3 separate regions of the Mus musculus genome follow, and all the other regions are linked to region 3. Evidence: chromatin loops called from intact Hi-C (ENCODE). Cell type or tissue: heart. All regions are shown on one strand.

Region 1 (8,000 bases), 130 kb after region 3:
GTGGCCACAGCATCAGTGCCTGCCTCTGCTCTCCCCTCGTCCGATCACAAGTGAAGGGTTCACCAACCCTTGCTCTGTGCAGGATTCCAGCCCTAGACCCAAGGACAGCAAATACAGCTTGGCCCTCAGTGCCTCTGCCACAGAGGCTTTGTCCCGGACTCTGGAGACAGGACTTGCATGCATTCTGTAAACCTCCTCTGTGGTAGTCTGAATGAAGATGGCCCCTAGCTCATAGGGAGTGGCACTATTAGGAGGAGGTGTGTCCCTGGCAGTGGACTTTGAGGTTTCAGATACCATGCTTCCCATCGTGACAATAATGGACCAAACCTCTGGACTATAAGCCAGCCCCAAATAAATGTTTTCCTTCTAAGAGTTGCCATGGGCTTGATGCTTCTTCACATCAACAGCAATACTAAGACGCCACTCTGCAGATGTAAATACAGTGACTGAGGGAGATGGATTCAACTATTATGTGCAGACACATCTTTTCACATCTGAACTCTGTATCCATAGGGAAGGTGGTATCAGCTGCTTAGGCTGGGCACAGCAGCCTGTACACACAAAAACCCATTCTTCCCACCCTCCCTCGACCTCTCTACCTCTCAGCCCTCCCCACCCTGTCTCCTGCATACACAGGCAAACACACTCTTGCTGCCAACCCTCCTGGAAACCCAAACAATGCAAGAGTAAAAGCAGTTCTCATGATGTAATTCCTTAAGAGCGTGGCAGCTGTTATCAGAACCACAGAACAACCCCGCGTCTTTCTCTGCTCTTTGGGGGTGGGGGGAGTCCCAGAGAGGGAAAGGAAAAGCCCAGATGCAGCCCTGGGTTCTTCCCAGGCAAAGCGCTCCTCAAGACTGTCAGCTCAGGAAAGCACAGGACGGCCTGAGATGAGCAGGCCAATGAGCAGGCCCTAAGGGCAAAGCAGAATGATCACTTTTTCCTAAGACAGTAGAGGCTGTCTCAAAGAAAATGCATACAACCAAGCCTGCCCAATTACAGGAGTGTGATTTCTTCCAAATGTTGCAAGCACGAATGAAAATGGATCCCAAACAGGTTGGGAGAAAGAGCCGCATCCAGGGGTGAACTGGGATGTGCTGTCACGGTCACTGCACTGGGAGCACCACTCTTTGCTGGCTCATGCACAGAAGCTGTGTGGAAGACCAATGGGGAGGAGCCTGAGCCTGCTCTGCTTCTGCCCCTCCTCCAGTACTCTCTATTTTAGAAGTCACAAGCATGGGCCCTCCTGCAGCAGGGCCACAGTGAGTCAGACCTGCTGTGGCCAATGGGCTTTAGAGAGCGCTCTGGGAAAGGCAAGTGAGGAGATGTGAGACACCCATCTTTGTGAAGATGGCTCAGAAGTCTGGGAAGAAGATTCCCTTCTGCGTTGTTAAGGATGTGGGGTGTCTAGATCAGGAGTCTAGTATTCTGGGCCCCTCTCCACTCAATCACATGCTTGATTTTAATGATTCAAAGAACATCTGCCTTGGGACTAAGCAAGCAATGTTACTTCAAGGAGAGGGGTCACAGTCTCTGCCCGGCAGGTGCAGAGATGCTTCTGTGCTTCTCTGTAGCCAAGTCTCCTCCCAAAACCCAAGCCACCCAAGACCCCTGAACAGTCCCCCACTGTGTCCCTGCTTCCACACGGTGACCCTTGCCAATGAAGATTCAGAAACGACAAGGTGTACAGTAAAGGGGTACACGATCCTACACACAAAGCCAGAGAGCCCTGAGCTGGGATGCCTGGTGCTGGCCTGGTTCACAATGAGGCTCTTGTTCTCTTCAGTCACTCCTCCAAGTCCTGAGACCAAGTTCCTCTTCTTGAAACCAGGAGGGTAGGGGTAGGTGGTGGATCTGCAATCACACGTTCATTAACAAACACCACAAGCACTGTCCTTGGCCCCAACTTCGTAACAAGTAGCTGGGCAGCCCCCAAGAGGAGAGGAACTGTGCCAAGAGGATGAGGCGAGTGGGCAGCTGGCAGACAGAGGCACACAGGGTCTGTCACCTGTGAACAGAGGCTAAAGCAGGGGCTCAACCAGCTCGCCAAGCTCTTGCAGCCCCATCCCACACGCTATAGGGCCCTGTTGGGATGAGAGGGGTGTGAATGTCCACAAGTGTGTGAGGACAGGGGACATTTTCACAGCACTCCATAAACTGAGTTTGCTCTCCACTGCATGAAGTGCACCCCCATATTTGCTTTCTCCTCTCCAAACTTTGCTGGAGAAACAAACAAACTTAAAATATGAATGAAATGGTTTCAGCCCTGAAACCCGGGGAAGGAAGACATGAATGAGCAAACAGGACTAGCTTGAGGGAAGGAACTCTGGGTGCCAGGCATCCAGCCTCAAAGTCGGTTCCTTTCCACTAACGGCATCCAGCAATAAACACAACAGCTCAAACCAGAGCAGACCTGGGCAAGGAGTTTAAAGAAATGTGCAGAAGTCACCTGAAGAAAACAATAAACTCTCATTAAAAGGTTTTAAGGGCTTGGCTCAGGGGCAAAGGCTCACGCCACCAAAGCCTGACAACCTGAGTTTGGTCCCTGGGACCCACATGGTAAAGACCTCTGTAAACTGTCTTCTGACCTCCACACACATACACACTCAAACACACACAGAATCAATAAACTTAATGTTTTTGTTAAAGAGTTCTAGGGGCTGAAGATGGCCCCTTGGTTAAAAGTACTCACTGCTCTTGCAGTGGACCCATCACACACACACACACACACACACACACACACACACACACACACACACACCTGCCAGCACCCATGTGGTGGCCCCCAACCATCTGCAACTCCAGTCCCGAAGGATCTGTCGCCCTCTTCTGGCCTCCACAAGTAGTGCATGCACTCAGTACACACATTCATGCAGGCAAAACACCAGTACACATAAAATAAAAATACGTTTAAATCTTCCTTTTAAGCTTTAACTCCCTTTGAGACAATAACATAAATTCATCAATTCTCCCCTCTATACAAGCATCTGAGAGGCAGAGCTGGATCTCTCTGAGTTCAAGGCCAGCCTGGTCTACAGGGTGAGTTCTAGAACCGCCTGAGAAACCCTCTCTCAAAAACCAACAACAAAAAAGCAAAAACAAACAAACAAAAAGAATAAATGCTCAGCAAAAGGGAATAGTTAAACAGACCCCCCCCCAAATTAAAACATTTGAGGAAAAACAGATTTGTGTTTTTAGTCTTAGAAGAAAGCAGCTCTCCCTCAGGGTCACAATAATGTCAGGAAGCCAAGGAAACCAGCGGCCAGCATGGGTGTGTGCGTGCTCTGACTAGCTTCCTGTAGTGTTGGGGATGGAACCTGGGTTCTGCCACATACTAGGCAGATCTTTGGCTACTGAGTCACCCATCCATGGCCCACCTGGCAGATTTAAATGTTAACAAGCTTAACTTCAGGATAGAAAGGGAACATGGAAAGACCAAAGGCAGCCAGTAATGCCAGGAAAAGGTTTGTGGGATCACGTGGCAGGTGATGACTGAGCATCTCTGATGTGGAAAGTCCCCTGGCTGGACTCCTGGCAGACACGGCACCTTCAAGCCTGGAAACATGAAGACCCACAAGAGCTGAAAGCACAGCACGAGGCCATGGCTGCACTCAGCATGGCAGGGACCATCAGGACAGGCCACCAGGCCTGCACCAGGAAGCCACAGACTCCAACCCACACATGCGCTTCTGTGCCCCATTACACTGCATCAGACAATCAAGACATCAGGACTTACAGACAATGAAAGATGCCCACAGCTCAGGCGCCTGCTCACATCAGCACACTCATCCAGCCAACAAATGTTTGCCCAAAGTCCTATTTGTACCAGGTACTATCCTGGATTCCAGGGACAAAGCAGCAAGCAAGAAGCCGGAAACCCCTCAGTAAACAGCAAATAAGGCATTCAGTAAATACACGGCTTGTCAGCAAGTGATACTAGATAAAGAGGAGAACTAGAGAGGCCCATGAGCAGGGCAGGGAGAACTGGCTTCCAGTTGGCACATCTCACTAAGAAAGTGCTTACACAAACACATGCTTGAGGCTGCTAACAACACATGCACACACATGATGAAGACATACAGAAAACCTGCTACACAAACTAACAGCCCTGCCTCCCAAAGAAACTCCAGGTGCACTTAAATGTCTACCGTTTTGTATACTTCAATGCTGTCTATTTATAGTAGGTATGGAAAACACTTGGAGCAACACAGCACCTAGGGGTAAAAGTAGTTGCACACTTGAAAGGCAGCTCACTGGATTAAAGACAGCCTCTGGGTAGGGAGGCTGGAGCTCTGTGTGGCAATTTGGTGCCACCTGGTGGCCAGTTGTTTAAATAAATACTGGTATTCCAACAGTGCCAAGTCAGATTCACCAAGGTGTACAATAGTATGAAGCTATGTCTGCCCTCTGAGCGGTGACAATGAGGGACTAGGATGTCAGAGTCAGGGTGGAATTTGTTTAGCTGGCTTGAATTTTAAATCATATGTGTCTAATGACTCACTTATTTTTATAAATTAACTCATTGTAACTGACAACAGTTGGCAGTTCACCACTGGACTGAGGTGGAGAGAGAGGGCTGGCAGTACAGAGCCAGAGCCCAGGCCATTAGCAGGGAGTCTGGGAGACTCATACAGGAATGCCAGGCCTCGGGACACAGGTTCCTCAGAATGTGGGGGTGCCCAGCGTGAGGCCAGAACCTGGAGTGGCATGTAGCTGCTAGGGCCTCTAGAAGGGAAACAGAGATCAACAGAAGAGGGTTTTATGCTTGTCTGGGTGTTAAATCTTCAGGCTGCAAGGAGGAGCCACACACAGCCAACCCATGCCCAACTGTCCCTATGGAAGAAAGCCATTTTGGCACAGGAGAGGGCCACCAGAAGCACTGGGTACCTGACACAATGGCAGAAGCAGAGGAGCTAGGTGGGGCATGCAGCTCAGTCTACCAATGGGGCCTAGTGCAGCTCTGTGTTGGAAGCTGTGTGTTAAATGCTTACAAGTTTCTTAAAACACCAGAGACCTACTGTGTAGGGATGATGGCAAGCTGATGGAAAAGGCTGGAACACACCCCAGGAAGGGGTTAGGACATGAAAGGAGGGACAAGGCGAGGAAACGGGAGCTGCATTTCTAGGATCTTCAACACAGGCAAGGCAAGCATCGGGGCAACGTCGCTCTGTCACAGAGAGTGGGATAAAAGGCTCAGTTGTATCTGCTGGGGTTGGGAGCTGTATTCTTTGAGCCTGAGTTTGGCACATGGAATAGGAATCCCCTATGCAACAGTGGCTGAAACTACAAGTTAGTACTATCACAAAAAGAATGAAAGAAATGGGGTAGCAGCCATGGCTAACAGCTGGTTTCATACCCCGTGCAGAGACTTGTTTAGGCAGTCTATTGGGTTTGGCTGTGCATTATCTTCTCAATTAAAACAGGAAATCTATTTTTTATTAAGAAAATTTTAAATTAAGGAACATTCTAGATAAGTAACTGCACCGTTCTGTCATTTCTTCTTCTGAGATTGTATTTATAAAGGCTGGTGGAAGTGAGCCTGAGATGAGCTGATCCCACCTAGGCCGTGTGGCCTGAGGGTGAGGGGGGCAAAACATAAAACTACCATTCTGGCACCACAGGCTCCGAACAAAAAGCAAGCCCGAGATGACCACCAATCAGACACCATGTAGGCCTGGGCAGGCAGATCACACCCAAAACATCCCCTGCCTGGTGCCTGGTGCCACACTGTGTGGCCAGGGCATAGCATTTCTGAGACCACTCCTAAAATGACCCCAGACCAAAGATGCCACTAAGGAGCCAGGAGATGGTGGAGAAATGGAAGAGAAGCAAAAGATATGTGTACAATGAAGAGAGGCAGACTCAAGGGTAGTGAGGGACAGCCTGACATGAATAGCCAGGGATGCCACCTAAGACTATGCTGAGGTCCTGGCCTGTGCTGCCACTGAGGGCCATGTCTGAGTCTGTGTCCCTGCAGCAGCAAGGGTCTGTTACCACCAAAGACTAGACAGACATCCCTGGTCGGAGCTGCCTCCCAAGACCATGTTGGTGGCTGAGAGCTGTGCAGAACTGGCCCCACCCCTTGCCTGGACACCATGGGAAAGCTACTAGCCCTAAGGGCGTGAGAACAGGAAAGCTGACCCTGCCCCTAGTCAGCTATAGTACTCAGGAGAGCAATCCCCACCCCCACACATCATCCCAGGAAGCACAGTGGAGCTTCCCTGGTTTCAGGAGTCACGGGTGACCTGGTCTCGAGGGTATGAGTATGGGAAAGCTGGATCTGCCGTTCATCTCCCGTGGCATGGATAAGAGAGAGATGCCCTCCATTGCCCCCTACTGCAGGTAGGTGAGCTGGCCTCTAGGTCATCAGAGCAGAAGAGCTGGCCCTGACCCTCACTTGCTGTAGCACTCAGGAAAGCAGGCCCTGCACCTTGCCTGGGCAGCACAGTAGAGCCAGCTGTGAAGGCATGGGTGAGCCAAACCCTGATAGCATGAGACAGGAGAGCTGTATCTACCCCTTGATCACTGCAATACTGGATGATCTACTCAGGACAGGGCTAAAGAGCTTGCCCTGGTGGTGTGGGTGCAGGGGAGTTGGCAGGCTGACCAGCTCAGATACCACTCAGGTCCAGATCCAGGGCTTTGAGTTGGCCGATCCCACATGTACCCTACCAATGAACCACTGGAACATGCGAAGAAGCCAGTCCTATAGATACAAAGCTCCAGGAGCTCTGTGACACAGGGCAACAACAGGATAGTCAAAAGGAGACCCACTGAGGTTCCAGGATTGATAGTATAGCAGAAGCCAGAGGCTTCAAACCAGATCAAACATTCACTGCAACGAACATTTGCAAGCAAAGAAGTATGGATAAAAGGGTATACTGTGGGATATACTATAGCTTTCACAACAAGATATTTTTCTTTTGGAGAGATTACAAAGGAGGAAGGCAGGTCCCAGGGGACAGGGAGATGAGTGGGATTACAGTACATGATGTGAAATTTACAAAGAACCAATAAAAAGTTTTAAAAAAGAAAGAGGATATGAGATAATGGTTAGATCATACTGTTCCCACATGGCCCCTCCCATTTCTAGGCACTCCACTGCCCCTGTGTCTGAAACAAACTCTACCCACTGCCCTATAGGACTCAGTCAGATGTGAGAACATGCAGAGTTTGCTCAGAAGGCAGCTGTGGGTAACTAAAGCTCTTAGGATAGGGCTGTGGGTGATGCCTGAGTGACCCTCTTCTGGATATCTTGGAAGGGTGGCCAAGAATGCGGCCACGCTGTGACCCAATCCAGTAATGAAGATGACACATGGTCCATCACCTATTTAATGGGTGCTGTAGGAAGTCTAGATGCAGTGTCAGCCTGGAGATGGACACACAGTAGGGACATTTACAGGAGGGTTGCCAAAGGAAGAAGTGGCCTTTCAAATAAGGCACCACACCAAGAATGGATGAGGGAAAGCGGCAACCCTCTCTGCCAAGGCTTTGCTCATAGCTGTGTGCAGGGTATCTTCTCCCCTGTTCACAACAGGCTACCCATGTGGGATAAGCTGGTAACCTGTGACCTCACTAGGGACATAGATCAGCCCAAAATGCCCTGGGGTTGGCAAGGCTGGGAAACTTCTTCCAGCTTGCAGGCAAGTGGGTGGCTACTACACCTCTCAAGAAACAGTGCTAGTGAGACAGACAGCAGACAGCAGAGAGGAGCCCATATGCAGAGCCAGGCTGACCTGGGCTAACCCACTCCACTGCTTGCTTGCTATACGCTTTCTAAGAAATCCACAGCTGAGTCCACGTCCCTTTATGCCCCACATGGTAAACCAAAAGAGCTTTCCAGCATCCTCCTTGGGAACCAACCCCACACAGGTGGCTATGTTTTAGGGAACACACCTACATGCTACATCAATTGCCCTTCCACTCCTCAGGATCAGGGCTGACAGGAGATGAAGCTAATACAAGAACCTGGAAATGCTGTCCTGACACGGCCTTTAATA
Region 2 (8,000 bases), 98 kb after region 3:
TGTCATATACAGAAATATAAATCTTTATTTAAAGGAAAAGTTAATGAAATACTTATGCCCAAGTGGTTCTGGAGTGAAATCTGTAAAACATTTAAGCAAGAAGTCACAATAGTTTTCTATAAGTTCTTTCATCCCAGCTTCTGCTACGAAGGAGACCAACATTATACTGACACAGTGAGGTAGCTCCATGGATTAAAGCACTTGCTGCACAGGCCTGATGACCTGAGTTCAAATCCTGGAACCCACAGTACAACGAGAGAACTGACACCCAAAAGTTGCCTTCTGACTTCCAAATGCATTCCATAGCATGAGTGTATCCTCACACACATATCACACACACACACACACCAATAATTAAAATAAAAAATTAAATATTAGAGTTACCAAAACTATATATATTTTATAGATATAAAAATACCAAAACACCTTATCATGAATAGATACAAAAATTCTTAAAAAAAAAAGACTTAATGAAATAAATCTAATAATCTACCAAAAGAATTCTATACCATGCTCAAGCAGGACTTACCAAGAAACAAAAGGTTAGTTTAATTTTTTTTTTTTTTTTTTTTTTTTTTTTTTTGGGGTTTTTCGAGACAGGGTTACTCTGTATAGCCCTGGTTGTCCCGGAACTCACTCGGTAGACCAGACTGGTGGACTTGAACTCAGAAATCCGCCTGCCTCTGCCTCCCAAGTGCTGTGATTAAAGGTGTGCGCCACTACTGCCCAGCATGGTTTAACTTTTTTTTTTAATTTTTTTTATTAGGTATTTTCCTCATTTACATTTTCAATGCTATCCCAAAGGTCCCCCATACCCACCCCCCCTTAATATTTTTTTAAAAGTCAGTCTGATCTAGGCAATTTCTCAAATGGAGTCTTCCTATCATGGGACTCTAGACTCTGAGAAACTGACAATTAAAGCTAACCAAGGCACCACGTGTCTCCATGTGCTTACATCTTCCATCATTTATTTTGGTAATCATAGTGTTCTTGCAGGGAAGTGTCTCAATTACTAACCAATGTAATCAAGTCCAAGACACTATGGGCGGCACCATCCCTACGCAGTTGGTCCTGAACTGTATTAAAAAAAGCTAGCTAAGCATGAACCTTGAGCAAGCCAGCAAGCTACATTCACCAATGGTTTCTGCTCCAAGTTCCTGCCTAGACTTCCTTTAAGAATGGTTGGTGACTTGTGAGCTGAAGAAAACCCTTTCCTCCTGAGTTCCTTTTTTATCATGGTATTTGTTCCAGGAAAAGAGATGAAACTAGAACATAAATGTTCATGGTCCAAGTGACTCAACATCATTAAGATTTGATTCTTTCCAGATCCATCTATGGACTCAAAGCAAATATAGTTAAAATCCTAGCAGGCGTTTGCTGCAAAACATAAACAAATATTTCTGAAATTCACATAGAAATGCAAAAAACTAGAATAGTCTCCCTATTCCTCTCTCCCTCTCTCTCTCTCCTTACCTCTCTCCCTATTCCTCCCTCCCTCCCTCCCTCCCTCCCTCTCTCTCTCTCTCTCTGCTTCCTGCTTGAACTCTCAGTGGTTTTTGTCATCATGCCTTTGCTCCACCACAATGTTTGCCACTACTCTGAAATCATAAACTCAATTAAATACATTCCTTTTAAAAAAAAAAAAAAAAAAAAAAAAAAACTAGAATAGTCAAAAATTCAAAACAGCAGAATGTTAAGGATAAAAGTCAGGGAACGGAGAGGGGAAGGGGGCTAGAGTGAGGGTCACTGACAAGGGGTGTTTCCCATGCATACACTGTCATCAAAACGCAACTCATTGCCTTTGCCGAGCTTAGTTTGTTATTTACCGACTGTGCCTCAATGAAACTGAAAAATTACATCATTCAGTCTCAGGTCCAGTCTTTTGAATTATTCACCATGTCAGCATCCCATTCTGCAAGCAGAAAAATGCAGACTCAAAGGGGCCAGGTGGCTTGTAACAGCCTTTTTCTCCTCTGGGTGCTTAAGTACTTGATCATACTGACAGGCATGCTTTGGGATACACCTCTCATCCGACAGTGGTGCTGGGGATTGTCTCATTCTATTCTTGTCTGTTGTGGATAGCCCAGGGGCCAATCATATTTGATGTTAATTCCGTTCTCCTGTGAGTGGTTGTGAACAAGGAATGAGTCAGCACTCAGGTGATTTCCTATAAACCTGCTGCCCACCTTAATTTGTAATATAAAGGAGAGCTGAAGATTGGGCAGATAAAGGGGAGGTGGAGCAGAAGGTGGGAAAGAGAAGAAGAAGAAAATGGAAGAGGGAGAGGATGCAGAGGAGGAGGAAGAAAAGCGGAGCAGAAGCACACGACCTGGAGAAACCGAAAGTTCTAAGGGGTCTCATAAGCTGTGGAAGATGGTAGTGTAGTGGTAGATCTGCCCAATCTAGGCACACAGCATGTATTCATATTAACTGTGTTGTGTTTTCATTGCCGGGGCATATTTGGGAGGAGATTTACTGCAGCACTTGTCTCCTCTCTCAGATGAAGAAATGAGTTGTAGGTCCTCTGCCTACACAATCACCTGTACCCATACTATGAGACACAGTCCACCACCTCTCCTCTCCTGATCTCTCTCTCTCTCTCTCTCTCTCTCTCTCTCTCTGGGGGGAGAGGGTGAGGGGGAACATGGACCACAGCATACTCATGAAGATCACAGAGGACAGCTCTGTGGAGTTGGAGTCTTCATCCACCTTTATGTGTTCTGGGACTCAAACTCGGGTCACCGGGCTCCTGGCACAGCAAAAGCCTTTACTCTCTGAGCCACCTTGAAGGCCCCTCCCAGCTATTTTACAGATAAGGAAAGGAAGACAGCAAGAGGAAAAGGCACTGGCCTTAGTTAGGCCTCCCAGCTAGAGAACAGCAGAGCCAGATTCCTCACAGATCTCACCAGCAGGGCTTGCCACTCCCTCCCCCATTACCCTGCCTGAGATCAAGCTGTTGCTCCTAAAGCCAGAGCCCAGACAGCCTGTGGGTGAAAACAGCTGCTCTGTGAGGCTCTGTTCTGTGTTGTGAGCAAGGCCTCTGTTTAGTGTCAGGTTATTAATTCACTTAAAAGGAAATTTGGTTTCTCACCAGTACTCATGTCATATCCATGCTCAAGAAAAGAGAAAAAATGAGTCTCAAAGTTCCAAAGTGCATTAATTCTGATGTGCTGCTGGCCAGGTCTACAGCCAGACCTGACTCCTGTGTCCACCATGCCTCAGCTGAAGAGGACCCTTTTCTACTGTGTTTTCAGTGTGACAAGAGTCACTAGACAGGAAAAAAACTAGAGACCAAAGAACAAATGACAGCTGTAAATGAAGAGCAGCAGCAGCAGAGGGAGGCCTTCAGCGCTTGCTGGCATCCACTCTGATGAGCCCTGTGCTAGGAGCCCCCCTCTTCTCACTGGATGACAAGTGCATGGTGCTGATACCTCATTCTTTAGTTTGAACAGAGGGAAGCAGCACTGCACAGACAGCAGGTAGGAAGGGACTCATCACAACAGTCTCCCCCTAAATACAGTCAGCAAACAACACTGGGCACCGCAGTAGGTCCCAGGAGATGGGGGAAGAGTCCTGCGGTTATAATCTAGGAAGGAGGCTTTAACCAGCAGACTAGTCAAATGACTACTAGAGGCAAAGGTGTCTACAGGAGTGGGTTAAAGGAAGTCACAGAACCCTGAAGCTCTAGCTGCACAACTGCACCCCATCTTCTGAGGCATCTGGACACTCCAGGTGGAGGGGGCAGCCTGCAGGAAGTAAAATGGGAGGGGACATGAAGGAGAACTAGCAAGGTAGGCTAGCTATTACAGACCCCATGGGATGCTGAAGGAGTATGGACTGCCTCCTGAGTAGAAAAGAGGAGGGAAGGCTCTAGGCAAGTCAGGAAGATGGTCAGAGAAACAGGTCTCTGGCTCCAAAGGAAAAATAGGAGCCAGGGCTGCCGAGGGCTTTGCCATCCATGAAAGAAGTGACCGCGGCTTTGCTTTTTTCTGTGCACACTGCCCAGAACTTGACCCAAGAGAGGGCTTTCAATGATGTCAGTGAAACCTCGCTCCTCACCACAGGCGACTGCCTGCTGGCAGCTCTCCCCCCTCTCCCAGAGCCAAAGGGAATCGAGGACACGCAGGGTTTGTCCCCCATCCAACATTGATCTCGGCTCTCTGGAATGTCCATGTCTTCAGAGGAGGCAGCACAGCCAGACAATAGGCCAGAGGGTCAGCTCCCGACCCATACAGCAGTGTCTCCCCGAGCCCCAGTGCACCCCTGCTGGGGAACTGTGGGCCTGCACTGAGCCCTGGGCTCCTGCAGTCCAGCCTATGTACATAGCAGCAAGTGTCCCACAGATGGCAGTCAAGTCTCCAGCTCCACATGAAGGGAGGCTGAAATAATTCCTTACACAATGGCCCTCTGCCTCAAACATTTGTTCTCAATGCCCCACCTCTTCCCTGTCCAGAGGCAGTCCTCTCTAAGGCTGCAGACAGTGAGGCAGGAAGATGCTGAGCATCTCTTCAGACCTAATGCCTGGCACCCAGGGAAGGTGGCTGTCCACTCTGGGTCTCACCTTCCTAGGTTACAGGCCAAACTCACTTTTTTCCCCTGGTTGTGGGTTCGTCCACAGTGCTGCCTGCTCTCTTGCCTTTTGGTACAACTTCACTTTCCCCTTCTTGCCCTCAGACCCTCATCTAAGGGCCTTTGTCTTCAACCCCACCTCAGCCCCTGCCCCACAGCACAGCCATCACCCACACGCAGTGCTCCTCCATCCCCACGTCTACCTTCTCAGTCTCCATGCTGCCTGGACCTCTGATCCTTTTAACCTCACCCCCCCACAGGCAAAGTCCCGAGCTGTGCTAGGATCATCCTACTCTAGGATCCGTTCCACTACCTCAGGCCCTGGTCCTCTTCTCTGCTTGCCCTGCACTCACAGCAGCTGGAAGCAGCCCTCACCAGACTTGCCATTCTCACCACCACTCTCCAGATCTATAGTCCTGCAGAATCCTCTGACCACCCTCACCACTCCAGAGAGGTCTACCTCGGAGTAGACAGCTAAAAGGGGCAGGGTGGGGGAAGCTTTCTCCTTTTAAAAATCCTTATCGGGCGTGGTGGCGCACACCTTTAATCCCAGCACAAGGGAGGCAGAGGCAGGCGGATTTCTGAGTTCGAGGCCAGCCTGGTCTACAGAGTGAGTTTCAGGACAGCCAGGGCTATACAGAGAAACCCTGCCTCAAAAATAAATAAATAAATAAATAAATAAATAAATAAATATCCTTCAGCGCTAAGCTCAAACTCTGGAGCTGAGTCCACCTAAGGCTCCCTGCCCTAACATGCCTAACAATGCCCAACTCAGAGCCAGAGAATCTACCTGCCCAGTCCAGCCCCTTTCATAGGCTCTTGCTCCCTGAAGATACCCAGAGGCCCTGTGTTTGGCTCTGTGTGTGCTACTGAGTCTCTAGACCTAGGCTTCGAGGCTCTTTTCTTGCCATTCCTTTACTGTGGTCCTCACTATCAGTCCTTGTCCCTGAAGCTGTAGCCCTGATCTTGTAGAGCCTGAACACACTTTCTGTGATAACCAACTTGTGCAGCTAGCGCTCAGACACATGGGAGCTGTGACATTCTGCTTCTGCAGTGGTCTGGGCTGCTGGCCTTCTTGGCTCTCTCATTCACCCACCCATACCATGCTCACTGCATGTTTTCCCCAACCCTCCGGTGCCCTGTGACCTTGTACTTCTTGTCCGCTTTTATTTGCATGTCTGTCTCATGCTGGAGTTCCTGCCATCCTTGTCTCTCAAGTGGTGGTGTCTTGGCACAGTGGACTGATGTATGACTGAGTAAAGGTGGGTCTAACTACTGGGAGATCTGACTGTGGGGAAGGGGCACCATGGGGAGAGGTGGCCAGAAACTGTGAAGACCAAGGGCACCCGGAGAAGCTTTGCATCTTGCTGAATTTGCTGGACACTCAGCCACTTGGGTCTGTCCCAACTTCAGCTGGTGACAGAACAACAGACTTCTGGGAAACTCTTGTCTATAGCCAGCATCCTTTAATGATGCCCTGGAAGAGCAGAGGGTGGAAAGAAATCCCCAGAATACCAGGCAGAGCAGCACTGAAAGCCGCCAACACACCATCTGTCTTCACTCCACGTGAAACTCCTTTTTCAGGTCACGATGGTTAATATCCTCAACTCAACAGGGTCTCGAGTCATCAGATGACAACCCTCTGGGCAAGTCTCTGAGGGCACTTTTAAAGTTGTTAACTGAAGTTGTCCCTAAACATGGCCAGCAGTAGCAGCCCATGGCTGGGATCCAGCACTGAACGAGAAGGAGAAAGAGAGCAGAGCCTGACTGCTCACCACTCTTTTCCTGACTGTAGGCACCACGAGGCCAGCTGCCTCACGCCCCATGCTGCCATGCCTGGCTGCCACTGGTAAACCGTGAACCAAAATAAGCTCTTCCTCCCAGACTTATGTTAGTCAGACGGTCACAGCGGTGGGAACTAACACAAACTCTCCTTTCATCCCTGCCTCACCAATGAGATACAGTCCCTTTCCCACTCCTCTATGTTCAAGGCTCCTCCTGTTACAAGTTCCTCCTAGGCTGGCTGGCATCTGGACACCAGTCCCAAGGGCTCGGCATAGATGCATAGCCACTCTGCTGTACCCTCCAGGGTGTTGCTCCTGACTAGGTTTTGCTGAATAATCCTGCAGTGAAGACCTCCCATCCACAACACACAGAGCCAGCTCAGACTGAGCAGCAGCAATAACCACAAATGACTGACACTGGGTAGCTGCTGTGAGTTCAAAACAAAACAAAACAAAATCACATCTCCCATGCACAAGGAAACTATAAGATAATGAGTAAGGAGTCCAGCATCTTAGCTGGGATGAGAGCAGCCACACCCATCCCAGCTCTGACAGATGTTATATATAGTTATTAAGCAGTAGCTCAACTCTGATAGGGTCATGGGCTAAGTACAGCCAAGGCCATGTCCATTTCCAGCTCAGTTTGAGAACAGAGATCCACCATGCTGGGGTCTGGTGCCTCTGAGGAGCTGTAGGAGCCTCCGTTCTGTGAGTATGACAGACTTGGTAGGGAATACTGTGGACACAAAATGCTATGCCAAAACATGCCAGGTCAAGCAGGATGCAGCCACCAGGACCCTCAAACAAAGCCCTTCATGAGGTAGCGTCACCCGAGCCCTGGCAGGCAGGAGTCTAACCAGAGCTGTCACCCAGTTATCCAGGTCCAACAGCAGCCTAGCTATAAGCAGAATGCCACAGAATTACATGTACGTTAAGTTGCCAGCTCTTTATAAAACTGGTCACTTATTTAGCAGGGATCAGCACAATCGTGTCCCATGCTTGTGACCTCCACATTCCTTATACTCTGCCAGTCCTCCTGAGTCCTGGGATGAGGCGCTGTGGTTACCCCACAGAGAAGAGCACAAGTCCTAGTGCTACATTCCAGCCCCAGCTGTGGGAGCCACTGAATTCAAATCTCCAAAAGGCTGAGCCCACCAGGCAAAACCCCTCTTTTTTTCTTTGGGAAAAGTGACCACTGCGCACCCAGTAGACACTGCTCCTGAGCTGTCCTGTCCTGAGTCAGTCAGAAAACACTGTGCCAAGATGCTTGCCCTCACTGGGTATTGGCCCTTCTCCACTCAGGACAGATCCCCTGAGCAGCTGCTACTCCAGGTACTGAGATTACACCAGGGCCTCTTGGAGTACAGACCTCCAAAAACCAGCTGCCTGTGACCACCTTCTTCTGAAAACCTTAGAGGCAAAGAAAAGATGGAAGGCCCAACCCATCAAGAGGTGTGAGAGGAAGGAGGGAGAGACAACCAGAAGAAAGGGAACACTGCAAACAGAACCACAAAGTGGGAAACTTGAACCTGCAGTCGGCCAGGTAGTGACAATAATGGCCTTGCTATTTTAAAGCACCCAGCCCACCTCCACCCAGTGTGCATGCACATACATATGTGAGTGCACAGGCACGAGTTAGAACAACGC
Region 3 (8,000 bases):
ATTCACCCTCAGCACGCAGCAGTTTTCTCCCAGCCCAACTGTTTGCTGTCAGAGGACGGGGGCTTTGGCTAATAGTAGCATCTTCATAAACACATCCTAGAAATGCGAGGAAGATAAGTGAAAGGGGACAGCCTCTCAATGTGCTGTATGACCACGCTGCGGAATATGGTGACTCACTTCCAAATAAGTGGTGTTCAGCCACAGGACCCGGACCAGGTCCTAGGCAGAAAGCAGAGCGGTGCTCATCACTCCCTGGTAGAAAAAGACTTCCTGCCCAGCCCAGATCAGCTCTCTGGCTAATGGTGTCCCTTAAGGTCTGTAGTTTCTTCTAGGAACAGAAGAAATTGACAGAAGAGGGAAGGGGCTAAGTAGGCTGAGGAGAAGCAGAAAAAATAATTTGTTTCCTGAATAAAAGGTGGCAGTCTCAGGAGAGGGAGCCACAGTGGGTCTGTCTCCTTAGAGATCAGGAAAATATCCCATGTTGACTTGCTGTAAGAGAGGGCCACTAAAGTTTCCTCTTAGTTCGTACCTAAATGTTACCACCACCACTAACACTTTTCAAAGAAGAGACATCACTAATATCAAGCAGTGGGTGAGCCTGTGCATGGGACTTGGGGTCTCCCCCTCTCTACACCCCTGCAGGATGCCAGTGGCCTTCTACTGCCAGCTCAACAGACCTGATGCATCTGAAGGATGTGGCCTAGGCACCAAGGCCCTGTCCTTCTCTACTCGGAGCCACCAGTCTTAGCGCTCACTCCACTCTCTTGACCATTCACAACTGACAGCTCCCAGGGACTCTACCACGTGTTCACCCAAGTCACAGCTGAGAACTAAGGCTGGCAGGGTCACATAGCAGGGGCTTTGGATTTAAGTCCAGCCCACCTGCCCACCTGGCACACCGTCCTTGATCCTGTAACCGGACCTTCCCAGGTGACCTTGGTGAACCTGGCAGTGTTGCTGGAATGTGGCTCACTTATGCTGTAGAGAAGGAAGCTCAGGGAGTGGCAAACAGTCTTCCTCTAGTTTCCCAACCCAGTCATGGTACTTTCACTGTCCTACCCCACTGCCACATTAGCAGTGCCTTCTGCAGGGATGAAGTGGTTTGGAAAGAAGATGCTGAACACTTAGTAAGGCAATCCACAGAAAGAGTGAGCAGGGCTCCCTGGCCTCCCAAGCAGCTGCTTGCACAGCCGCAGCTGCTCAAGTCCGTTACCCGAGTCCAGTGGAAGCGCTTTGCCTACACAGGGCACCCCAGCAACGTCAGCCTTCAGGGAGTGGAGCAGGCTGGTGAGCCAGGAGCAGAGCTGGCCAGCCTTCCTGTGCCAAAGAAGGAGGGGGCCCCGCCCAGGCCGCCAAAGCAGGCAGGAGGGGCTGGGCCAGCTGGGGCTGGAGCTAGTGTGACATCACCAGGCGGCCCGCCCCTGTCTGGAGCTGAGGGGAGGCCCAGAGCTTTTCTGGGGCCTGGGGGATCCTCTTGCACTGGTGGGCGGAGAGAAGTGCCTGCAGCCAACCAGGGTCAGGCTGTGCTCACAGTTTCCTCTGGCGGCACGTAAAGGCTCCACAAAGGACCTGGGAGTTCAACTGAGGCTGCTGCTGTCGGCCTGGGGATGGACCCCAAGCCCTGAGTGGTGTTGTTGGACCCAGGACCTGCAAGAAGCATGCACTAAGGCAGCTGCGGACCACACTGTGAGGGAGAGCAGGTTGGGAGCAGCCCCGGTGACACCAGAGCCAGCCTCATCCCTAGGAGCTTCAGAGAGCATAGACTGCTGCCAGCTGAGGCCAGTGAGGCAGGGCTGCTCGGCGGCCAGTCCAGCCTGAGACTCGGGACCTCTCCTGGAGGCCACGGCCAGGCTGTGCTGCTGATGGCACCGTGAGGCATGTGAAGCGCTGCTCCAGGGCCAAGCAGGAGAGAAGAGGTAAGGGGTCAGCTCTCAACTGCAGCAGCCAGGGGAAGAGGGGCTTGAGACGGGCAACCCTGACTCCTCCAGCTTCCGTGTGCAGCTGGACCCCACAGGGGTCAAACCTTGCTTTTGCTCAGAGCTGAATCAAGCATCTGACCAGGCAGAGGACTGTGAATACTTGGGCAGGGTGGTGTAGAGGCACAAGCACACTGGGCTGGGATGTTGAGGACTTCATCGGTGAGCTCCACTCACCTCTTTCAGACAAAGAGCCTCTGGGGTGAGCCGGTTTGGCTGTCGGACACAGGCTGGTAGCCGGGTATGTGCATGTGTGTAGGTGCGGATTTGAAAGGGCAGCAGGCTGAGAGTCGCAGGGCAGTGTAGGACTGGGCAAGTTGTGTTCAAGCTCCGGACTCCTGCACACCCAGCCAGCTAGAGTTATGCTACAGCAGAAGCAGATGTAATGCGGACCTGAGGCAGTGGGGGCCTCAGTTCAGAAAGTGCCCTGGGCCAGGCAGCACGAGCTGCCAGCGTGCCAGGAGCAGAGGCGTCCTGTGCGGGACAGAACATGTCACCCACAAGTTTCTGTCGGTAGGACTGGGGCAAAGTGCTGCCCTGACTTTCCCTCTGCGCCCAAGGATACAGTAGATGGATCCCAGGTCTCCAGCCAGCAGGATGTGGCTGAGAGACTGTGGAGGACCTGCTTTCTGAACAGCCTAGTGAGGGGACACAGCAGGCGCCACATACAGAGTCAGTCCCTTGAAAGCAAGCGCTTCAGCATGAGATAACATTTCCAAACAGAAATTCTCTGCTGATCCCTCCCCTCTCCCTGTGACATCCGTGTCACGGGTCAGCTATTGCCTCTGCTGTGGGATTAGGAGAGTTCCCAGAGGCCAGTGTTGTTACTCAGAAAAAGATCCCTTTGAGGAAGACTGAGAACACAAGTTCCAAAGCTAGCTCAGTGCTCTCCACATGGGTTCTTCCAAGTACAGGCCTAGTATGGCAGCGATTATGAGCTGGCTCCTGTCTGAACTCTGTTAAGTGGCAGATCACAGCTTTTCTAAACCTCAGTTTCCTGATCTGTGAAAAAGAGGGCTGAGAGCCCAGCTCAGCAACAGCCCAGCAGACACCTGCAGCAACCCCACAACACACATCTAACTACCTCCATCTCCCAGATGAGGAAGCCTGGCATGTGACTTCAGGGTTTCTTCAAGTCACACATCACTCACTGCTCTCCAGGGGTGGCGCACGAGATGTGTTCAGAGTCTCTAAAGCCCTGGTTACCAGTTATTAGAGCCCAACCATCAGCATGCCCAGAGGGAAGAACCAGTACCCCAACTCTTGCCCTGACCTGGATACATTCTCTAAAGCAGCGGTTCTTAAGCTGTGGGTTGCAACCACATCAGATATCCTACATATCAGATATTTGCATTACAATTCATAACAGTAGCAAAATTACAGTTAAGAAGTAGCAATGAAATAGCTTTATGGTTGGGGGGGCAGTCACCACAACATGAGGATTAAAGGGTATTAAAATAACTTTATTTTATATTTTATTTATCACATATATTATTCATATATTTATATTTAAATATAAAATAATAAAAGAGTATTAAAATGTATTAAAGATACTTTGCATCTTGGACTGGGCTTGAGCCACCTGTAGCATTTCTACATCCTAGAAGTATATTGTAAGAAAACATACAACTAGACCAAAACTTCTAACACCACTCTCCCAGGCAGGATGCTATCCTGCATCACCCTTGGGATCTGCCTACTGGCATCCCTGTCAGAGCCACAGGGATAGGAAAATGGAGCTTCCTTGGTCCCGCAAGAGGGCCACCGGCTGCACCTGTTGCAGAGGGACAAGCAGAGAACAGACTCCAGCAAGCCTGGCCGTGGTAACTACTGCCACACAACACCAGCGTATCTGAGCCCAGGGACAGAGGTTTCCTGAGTTCCTGGTGGCATTTGGAAAGTGGCTGTGAAGTACATGCTTCCAACTCAGGCTTCTGGGGTGGGTGACACTGAAGGTTTCCTACTGCAGTGTGAACCTGGTGGCTTTCTGGCCTCTGCAAAGGTTCTGCCTAACTCTGTGAATCTGGCTAAGACATACAGATTACCACTGGGCAAGGGGAACACAGCGGAAAGAGATAGGTGGACGGCATGTAGGAGTCTAGCGACTCATGCCCAGCATGGCTGTGGGCTCACAGGCAAGAACCCCACAACAGTTGCCCACTGGGCTTGGTGAGCAGGCACTCCATCTTACTCCATCCTTACTCCTACCCTAGAAAATGGGTTCCTGTTTCAGATGAAGGAATAAAGAAAGCTAACTTGCCCAAGCTAACAGCTATGTGATCCATAGGCTTTGAACCTAGTACTGTGTTTCCAAAGCCCACTCCCCCTTCCATTGTACTCCACTACTCCACACGGCATCCTGACCTCTCTGTCCTGATGCCGCCCTATGGCCCTCCCTGGCTGTCAAGTCTGCTTTTGCTGACCTTAATCCCTCCAAGAACAGTGTGCTTCCCTGGCGTCCCTGCTGCCTTCTCTGCAGGGACCCACATCTGCAGCGTGGGGAGTGGAGCTGCGCGGTCCACACTGTTCCCACCCTGCGTGTGGAGGGCAGAGCCTGGGGTTCATCCACCTGACAGGATAGGCGTGCTGGCAGGTATTCCCATCACTGGCCGGGGAATCCTGTGAGGCTGCTGTGTGGGAGTTCAGCACCTACCCTGGGCCACACCTAACAGCCCTTGAGGCAGCACAGGCATCTGAAACAAACACAGCAGACAGCCAGTCTCTGGGAAGGGCAGGTATATTCAGCCTCTGCCTCTCACTGAATCACAGCCTACTTTATCTGGAAGGTTCTCATCTTAGGTGCACACCATAGAACAGCTGTGCAGAACCTAAGAGCACTAGGATGAGATAGGCAGACTGTAAACAATTCTACAAACACCCAGCAGATGGCGCGAGTCATAAGAGATGGCCCTGGGAGCTGATACAGAAGTGGAAACTGAGGCTCCGGAACACAGTACCTCCCATGGCCTCTCCATCGGTGGCCCACAAAGGAGGAACCCCAGCTTTAAGCTGCCCCTCCAGCTCAGCTCACAGTCTGCTACAGCCATACAGTAGAAATCTCTGTGAAGAACTAGATAGAGAAGTGAATCTTTCCTGTAAACTTACAGAAAACGCCGAAGAGGTTACTTAAGCTCGGGCAGCTTGGAGTTTACGGTGGTAGATAGTACACATCAGAATCCTTATTTGGGGGAAGTTTCTGTGGCCAAGCTGTATCCTGCTCCTAACAGGAGCAGGGAGTTGGGGGAGGGTGGGGGTGTTACAGCATCCGGTTCCATGTATACATTGCCATGAGACACATTCTGATCACAGGAATGCTGAGATGCTGGGTGTGGAGCCAGGCCTCTGACAATTGAGCCATTGTGCAGGTCCACTCCCTGGTGAAACCAGCCTGTCTTGAGGCCAGCAGCCCTAGAGACTTGGCCTTGGTCACTCAGTTCTCACACAGGCAGATGGAGACCACCACAGAAATGCCCAGAAGGGACTCTTATCTTCAGCTCCCAAAGACTCCCAGGTTCCCGAAGGCCCAAGCCTTCCAGGGATGGATCCTACTCCAGTCTCTGCTGTGGAAGGTTGGACTGCTGAATGACTCTCCAGCATCCACCCTGGACAGCAGAGGAGACCTGCAGGGTGGATGAGTCCATGAGTAATGAGACAAACCTCAGGCACTTCCCCTCCCCCTAGATCCATCACTTCTAGTCCCCATCCTGGTTGGGTCATGGGGCCCCTTAGTTGTCCTGAGTACTGCCACCTGAGTTAGGAATGCCTGCTGCTGAGGGCCCCTGGAGCACAGAGCCCTCATCTCTTTTTTCCTGCTTTGTCTCTTACTAGTAGCCAGGAGAATAAGTAGAACAAACGTAGTCCTTGGTGTCTAGTTGCCGAGGTGCTGCACTAGCAGCTGGGCGTGCTGAGGCGACTCTAAGAAGCGCACACTCTGGGGCAGCCAGCCAGTACAGTCTGAGCTCTGAGTGCTGGATGGACAGAACTGTTCTTGCAAGCTGGCGTAGAGAGGAGACTTCTGCACAGAGAGGTGGCCTTAAGAGGTCACCTTAGAAAGGAAGACAGATACATACCAGATAGAATTGTGGGAAAGGGCTCTCCAGGCAGAAAGCATGTGAAGGTAAGATGCATGTAAGAATGCTGACTTAATGCCATGTGAATGTTATTTAGTCCTGGAAGTGCATATGGAGTGAATTATAGCGTAGTGTATTGGCCTAGCACACCAAATGACCTGGGTTTAATTGCCTAACACCCCCTAAAATGGGCACTGGCACACAGGGCCTGACATCTCAGCAGGAGGGTCAGGAGTCTCATGGGCATACCAGCCTTGGCCAGTCCCCGGTCTACTTGGACTACACGAGACTCCGTCTCACACCCACCCAGATGCAGGGAGAAACTTAGGAGCGTGTGGGTAAGAAAGCTAGCTTGAAGCCCACCCCTACCATCTGGCAGCCCTGGTCCTGGCCCTTGTCTTCATCCCTTGGCTCCATTTGTTCATCTCTGAAATGGGGATGAATGTGAAGGAGGCATCTCTGTTGGCTGAGGCGACCTTCTGTGTCAGCTACTCAGCTGGGCTCAGGAGAGACGCTCCGGGCAATGTCCAGGTTTTCCAGGAAGCTGCCTGGGGCAGTGGTGTGTAGCCAGCCTCAGACACCTCCCACCCTGGCCCCCAATCCAGGGCTCCAGAGCACACTAGGCACCACAGAAAATGCAGCAGCCAACTCAGAAGCTGGCCTCTCAATGGCTTCTCCAGACACTCCCTGCCTCTGCTCTGCATTCCGTGACTCCTGGCACAGAGGGTTCCGTGTGTGGACTTTGGGGGAATCTCAAAATGGTTCCCTAATAATGCAGCAAGAAAGAGCAACAGCAGAATCCTCATCCCCCTGGCATGGGCACCCAGCTCCCCAGCCTAACCACATCCCCTATGATCTCACGGTGTGACCACAGTCCGCCTCCACACAGTCAGCCTTCCCTGGAAGCCAACGGCTCACCCGTGGCATGTGCACGAGAGCCTGGGACTTCAGGCTTGCCCCACCCCATCTCCATCACTCCTGCAAGCACAGTTGGAGGACGTGAACCTACTCTCTCTGCTTCTCTGGTCTGTGCCTCTGCCCAAGTCACTCGCAACAGGGCCGACCCCAGAATGGAGCCCGACTGGTAGAGGGGAAGGCTAAGCCAGCGGGTGATGGAAGGAAGGCTGCATGGAGAGGGACTTATATAAGGTCTGACGATTGCTAAGCTGAGAAGTGAGGAGGAGCTGGCTGCAGCTCCCTGGGGGCCCTCATGGTCTCTCATGAGGGATGATTCACAGGATGCTGGGTTGAGAAGGGTGGCAGTTGGAGACTGGTTACTCCCACCCTGGCCTCCAGGCTTGGGGTGATTCATGGAGGACAAATGATACACAGTTCCTTCTCCAAGCTACCCAAGGTGAGTCTACCACCGTTTGTCTGCGATGCCCATTCTGGGGTCGCTCCACTCACAGGATGAAGAAGCTCTTTCTAACGTCCAACAAGACTCACCCTTGTACTGACTTGAAAGTCAAGTCTGCTCAACAGTAAGAAGCAACTGCATCCTGGCCATTAGACAAACAAACAAACAGGAGTCTTTATTCATAGTGGTGGAGAGGTGACCTTGGAGTGAGGGCATGGGGCTGGCACTGATCATCAAATATGGTTCTGATGTTTACTCCAGGCGATCTGACACCTTGGAGCCTGGGCTTTCCTTGCTGCTCAGTTCAGGTGTGATCTGCATCCTAGGTCAGGCATCAATACTGTGTTTCCCAAGTGCTAGTAATAATAATCACAGAGCACCCAGTACCTGGAGCCATCTATGCACAGAGATGTGAAGGCCAACAACACAGAGTGTAGGGGTACACATGTGCAACAAAGTAGACGGCCAGTGCTCACACTCCTGCTGCCACATCCCCCACCTGATGGCTCTGTTTAGACACTTACTCTGCAGCAGGCTCCTTCCCCATCCTGGTCAGCGGCAGGCTTAGAAACCACTGTGCAGGCATGCTGGGTCTTC

The links. A loop is a pair of places that touch in the nucleus more often than their neighbours do. Peaks named below come from ENCODE experiments on the same cell type or tissue, not always from the same donor. Only the 100,000 strongest peaks of a DNase experiment are listed, where the experiment ranks them.
Region 1: a loop joins it to region 3, with 4 times the contacts of the local background. A loop is called at or near these places in 21 of 42 quality-filtered maps.
Region 2: a loop joins it to region 3, with 3 times the contacts of the local background. A loop is called at or near these places in 9 of 42 quality-filtered maps.

The regions. Positions count from the first base shown.
Region 1 is chr2:33,344,981-33,352,980 of GRCm38, forward strand. All of the region lies in intron 1 of Ralgps1 (Ral GEF with PH domain and SH3 binding motif 1), which reads right to left. Among named protein-coding and RNA genes, the nearest start is that of Ralgps1, 23 kb to the right of the region's middle. In heart, CTCF peaks have their summits at 2,854 (motif pointing left) and 4,315 (motif pointing left); DNase peaks (open chromatin) are centred at 681, 1,201, 4,311, 6,141 and 2 weaker places; H3K27ac peaks cover 1,738 bases.
Region 2 is chr2:33,312,505-33,320,504 of GRCm38, forward strand. The region is part of intron 4 of Ralgps1 (Ral GEF with PH domain and SH3 binding motif 1); the gene reads right to left. Among named protein-coding and RNA genes, the nearest start is that of Ralgps1, 55 kb to the right of the region's middle. In heart, a CTCF peak has its summit at 4,294; DNase peaks (open chromatin) are centred at 2,937, 3,399, 4,207, 4,947 and 1 weaker place; H3K27ac peaks cover 3,217 bases.
Region 3 is chr2:33,214,538-33,222,537 of GRCm38, forward strand. All of the region lies in intron 8 of Ralgps1 (Ral GEF with PH domain and SH3 binding motif 1), which reads right to left. Angptl2 (angiopoietin-like 2) reads left to right here and starts at 1,424. Exons shown (of 5, transcript NM_011923.4): 1 at 1,424-1,916. In heart, a CTCF peak has its summit at 4,862 (motif pointing right); DNase peaks (open chromatin) are centred at 984, 1,424, 2,564, 7,084 and 6 weaker places; H3K4me3 peaks cover 2,457 bases; H3K27ac peaks cover 4,457 bases.